2 separate regions of the Homo sapiens genome follow, and region 2 is linked to region 1. The links are chromatin loops, found by intact Hi-C in ENCODE. Cell type or tissue: gastrocnemius medialis. All regions are shown on one strand. Region 1 holds the start of CCDC87 (coiled-coil domain containing 87). Region 2 overlaps TOP6BL (TOP6B like initiator of meiotic double strand breaks).

The links. Hi-C counts contacts between places; a loop is a spot of excess contacts. Peaks named below come from ENCODE experiments on the same cell type or tissue, not always from the same donor. Only the 100,000 strongest peaks of a DNase experiment are listed, where the experiment ranks them.
Region 2: it touches region 1 in a loop (3.0-fold over the local background); 8 of 110 quality-filtered maps call a loop at or near these places.

The regions. Positions count from the first base shown.
Region 1 is chr11:66,591,523-66,594,022 of GRCh38, reverse strand. It overlaps CCDC87 (coiled-coil domain containing 87), which reads left to right and starts at 960. Exons shown (of 1, transcript NM_018219.3): 1 at 960-2,500. The coding sequence starts at 1,008. CCS (copper chaperone for superoxide dismutase) reads right to left here and starts at 838. Exons shown (of 8, transcript NM_005125.2): 1 at 723-838; 2 at 309-381. The coding sequence starts at 761. RefSeq lists enhancers at 974-1,063, 1,094-1,203, 1,374-1,433, 996-1,584, 1,585-2,174. In gastrocnemius medialis, a CTCF peak has its summit at 1,162 (motif pointing left); a DNase peak (open chromatin) is centred at 902; H3K4me3 peaks cover 1,548 bases; H3K27ac peaks cover 1,425 bases.
Region 2 is chr11:66,833,293-66,835,792 of GRCh38, reverse strand. The region is part of intron 12 of TOP6BL (TOP6B like initiator of meiotic double strand breaks); the gene reads right to left. Among named protein-coding and RNA genes, the nearest start is that of RCE1, 8.9 kb to the left of the region's middle. In gastrocnemius medialis, a CTCF peak has its summit at 1,345; no DNase peak of the experiment used is centred here.

The DNA of each region.
Region 1 (2,500 bases):
AGATTATGTTGTTTCCCAAGCAAAAACTGCCTGTTTTCCCAGGAACTCCCTCAGCCTAGCTCCTCAGTCTCTGGGGCACCTGAGGTTCAGGACAACAAGACAGGCAGTTAGAATCTGTCAGGGCAAGCTGGACAGCTGTACTCTAGGCTCTGCCTCCAGGTCTGTGTGTAACTCTGAGAACATGCCTTTCACTCTCTGGGGTTCACTTTCTGCATCTGTAAAATGGGAGTAGGGTTCGCCTAATAGATTCGCCTGGTCCCTCCCAGAGGCTTCTGGACTGTCTGCAGAAAAGTTTACCCTGTTCTTACCTGCCACCCCTTGCAGGGATTTGCGCACCGCGTCCACACAGCTCTGACAGGTCATCTGCACCGCGAACTCCAACTGCAAGGGCGGCAGGGACCAACCGATGATCGCTGGGGAAGTGCCTTGGTATGACTTTGTTTCACCACCTACCCTATGACCACCGCAAGGGTCTGGGAACAAGCCCCACTTAACCCCTCTTCAAGCACCTTCTTCATGATCTCTCATGACCATTCCAGGACCATGGGAGTCACCCCCCAACACTCACGCAGGGCCCCTGCTACCCTCGCACCCTAGTTTCATCCCATGGCCCCAGGCCCCAACCCAAGTGCCCACTCCTTCTCCTCTTCCCAAGGTAACGATCATCCCAGGGGCCGAGGCTCTCTGCCCGGCGAGGCTCCACACGAAGCCTCGACCCTCACCGTGCAGAGGGTCCCCTGGTTCCCCGAATCCGAAGCCATTCTGGACCCAGTCACCACCCCGAGACGCAGAACTCCTCCGGCGCAGGAGCACCAACCAGCGCGGCGTCGCGGGGACTGAGCCTCTAAAGCCACCCTTAACTCCTCCTCCTAGTGCGTGCGCACGCAAGGCCCTGCTTCGTCAGCCACCGGGTGGCGGCCGCGCAGGCGCACTCGGGCCGTCGGGCTCCTGGTTGCCTTAGTAACCCCTCGGCTTTCTGTTCCTGGACGGTGGCGGCCGCCGGCTCTATGATGGAGCCCCCGAAGCCCGAGCCTGAGCTCCAGCGGTTTTACCACCGGCTGCTGCGTCCGCTGTCGCTCTTCCCCACTAGGACGACGTCCCCAGAGCCTCAGAAGCGCCCCCCGCAGGAGGGCCGGATTCTGCAGTCCTTCCCTCTGGCGAAGCTGACGGTGGCGTCGCTGTGCAGCCAGGTGGCCAAGCTGCTGGCCGGCAGCGGGATAGCAGCGGGAGTGCCTCCTGAGGCCCGACTACGTCTCATCAAGGTCATCCTGGACGAGCTGAAGTGCAGCTGGCGGGAGCCGCCCGCCGAACTTAGTCTGAGCCACAAAAACAACCAGAAGCTGCGGAAGCGGCTCGAGGCCTACGTGCTGCTGAGCAGCGAGCAGCTCTTCTTGCGCTACCTGCACCTGCTGGTGACCATGTCGACTCCCAGGGGGGTCTTCACTGAATCAGCCACCCTCACCCGGTTGGCCGCCAGCCTCGCCAGGGACTGCACACTCTTCCTTACTAGTCCCAACGTCTACCGTGGCCTGCTTGCCGACTTCCAGGCCCTGCTGAGGGCAGAGCAGGCCTCTGGGGATGTGGACAAGCTGCACCCTGTCTGCCCCGCTGGGACGTTCAAGCTGTGCCCTATCCCCTGGCCTCACAGCACTGGCTTCGCCCAAGTGCAGTGCTCTAACCTCAACCTGAACTACCTCATCCAACTCAGCCGTCCACCAGAGTTTCTCAATGAGCCAGGAAGGATGGATCCAGTGAAGGAATTGAAGTCCATCCCTCGGTTGAAGAGGAAAAAGCCTTTCCACTGGCTGCCCTCCATAGGAAAGAAGAGAGAAATCGACATCAGTTCCTCACAGATGGTGTCGCTGCCCAGCTATCCTGTGGCCCCCACCAGCAGGGCTTCCCCCTCGCCTTTCTGCCCTGAGCTCCGGAGAGGCCAATCCATGCCCTCCCTGCGTGAGGGCTGGAGGCTGGCAGATGAGTTGGGCCTTCCTCCACTCCCATCTCGCCCCTTAACCCCGCTGGTCTTGGCTACAGAGAGCAAACCAGAGCTGACTGGGCTCATCGTGGCTGAGGATCTGAAGCAGTTGATAAAGAAGATGAAGTTGGAGGGGACTCGCTACCCACCACTGGACTCAGGCCTGCCTCCTCTCCTGGGGGTTGTGACCCGTCACCCAGCTGCAGGGCATCGCCTGGAGGAGCTGGAGAAGATGTTGAGGAACCTCCAGGAGGAAGAAGCCTCTGGGCAGTGGGACCCCCAGCCCCCCAAATCCTTTCCACTTCACCCACAGCCAGTGACCATTACTTTGAAGCTTAGAAATGAGGTCGTGGTCCAGGCGGCTGCCGTACGGGTCTCTGATAGAAACTTCTTAGACTCTTTCCACATTGAGGGGGCCGGAGCCCTGTATAACCATCTGGCTGGTGAACTGGATCCCAAAGCCATTGAAAAAATGGATATTGATAACTTTGTTGGCAGTACTACCAGGGAGGTCTACAAGGAGTT
Region 2 (2,500 bases), 240 kb before region 1:
AAATGTGGTATATCAATACAATGGATTATTATTCAGCCATAAAGAATGGATGAAATTGTTATATGGTACAACATAGATGAGCCTTAGAAACATGCTAAATGAAAGAAGGCACATAAAGGCCCATGTTGTATGGTCCCATCTATATGAAGTGTCCAGAATAGGCAAATCCACAGAGATGGGAAGCATACTAGTGGTTGCCAGGGGTTGAAGGGAGAGGGGAACTGGGACTCACTGCGAATAGGTACTGCTAATGGCATGATGGAGATGTTCTGTAATTTTAGTGGCGATGGCTGCACAGCACAGTGAATATACTTAAAATCAATGAGTTTTATTCTTTAAAGTGGTAAATTTTATGGTATATGAATTATCTCCATGAGAGATCTATCATATATTGTTTACTAAAACAAGTTTTAGTTCCCAAGTAATTATATTCCAAGGAACATAGGAGGGGCAAAAATAATTCTAAAGACATAAAGAAAGAAACAGGATATTTTCTAAATATTTTTATCTTGAGACAGAACTTGGTTTTTTTTTTGGCTTTAGCTTGGAAAATCTCGTGTCATAGATAAATCTTTCTCCTATCTTGAAATTGGTCTTATCAAGGAACTACCCGCATTGAGATATGAAGCTCTGGGCCTCTCTGGTAGCCTTGCACACCCTTCATTCATCACCTGGTCCCCCAGATAAGACAGCCCTGACCTCAGAATACACCTTGGATTTAACATTCTATGGGACATTTATTTCTAGTCTACCCCCTCCCCCGACCCGCCGGAAACAATGCCTTTCCTTAGAAAATTGCCTCCTTGATACTACTCCTGCTCATTCTGGGTTTAAGTTCTCAGTCCCTACATATATCTATGACACTAAACCCTGGAGTACTATCTTGTTCACTCCTTCCTGGCCCACTGTCTCTGTTCAAACATTCAGGCTTAAAATATCCACTCCTCGCCAGGTGCAGTGATGCACGCCTGTAGTTCCAGTTACTCAGGAGGCTGACACAGGAGGATCACTTAAGCCCAGGAGTTCGAGGCTGTAGTGCACCATGATCACACCTATGAATAGTCACTGCACTCCAGCCCGGGCAACATAGCGGGAACCTGTTTCTAAAAAAATAAAAACAAAAATAATACCTTCTCCATTCCTGCATGACCTTTCCCTGAATATGTTCACTCTGAATACACACTCCCTCATTTTTTCAGTTTCTCAATAAAGCATATAATAGATGGTTTTCTTCCCTGTTACTCAAGAGGTCAGCTATTCTACCTTTCCTGTTTAGAAATGGAAACAGAATGGCCCAGAGGTCAAAGAATTTGACCTATCATCCTTAGTCTTGTAGTTCTAGCTGAAGCCACTGGGTGCCACTCTTGTACCACTAACAAGTTATTTATCACTAAATGGCCATTACCAGAGGATGTTGAGTGGAGAATCATGGGTTCTACTCAATGACCTGGATCACTCATCTGCCCTGGGCTTGCAACCTAGTCCTCTGTGTTAACAATATTACCAGGTTTCAGAGCCGGGAGCTCTCGGTACAAATTCTAGCCTTGCTATTTACTGACTGTGATTCTGGGCAAATTATGAAAGTTCTGTAATCAGTTTCCTCATCTGTAAAATGGGAAAACTATGACCTAATTTATAACATCTTTGCAGAGATTAAAGTGAAAATCTCGGCACAGATTAGGGATTCAGTAAGTGTTCCTTCTTTCCAAGACCTATGACTACTGGTAAGACCTTGAGTTCACTAGCCATATGCCAAATTAATTGGGCTATGAATGGCCCTGAGGCTATGAGCCATGACTATAGCAAAAGAACAGGGTAAAAGAGGTCAGATCTTTTTTTTTTTTTGAGACAGAGTCTTGCTGTGTCACCCAGGCTGGAGTGCAGTGGCATGATCTTGGCTCACTGCAACCTCCGCCCCCTAGATTCAAGCGATTCTCATGTCTCACCCTCCTGAGTAGCTGGGACTACAAGGGTGTGCCAACAGGCCTGGCTAATTTTTTTATTTTTAGTAGAGACGGAATTTTGCCATGTTTGCCAGGCAGGTTTCAAACTCCTGACCTCAAGTGATCCACCTGCCTTGCCCTCCCAAAGTGCTGAGATTACAGGAGTGAGCCACCGCACCTGGCCCAGATTATCTTTTTTAGGTCTTACTGGGATACCACAGAGGCCCAAGTAAAAGTACTTCAGAGGCTGAAGCACTCCTAGATCCTGAGGAGTCCCTCTGCGCTTATATCCTGGGTCCTATGATAACAGCACATGCCTTACCCTGAACCTGTCCCTAGAAAGCTGAAGATGTGGATGGCTGTAGTGAACTGCATTCTCCCCCACCCCAAATATGTCCAAATCCTAACCCCCAGAATTTGTGAATGTGAGCTTATTTGAGAAAAGTCTTTGCACATGTAATTCCAGATCGCAAGACAGGATTAGCCTGGATTTAGGGTGGGCCCTAAATCCCTAATTACCTGCCTGTAATCCCAGCACTTTGGGAGGCCAAAGCAGC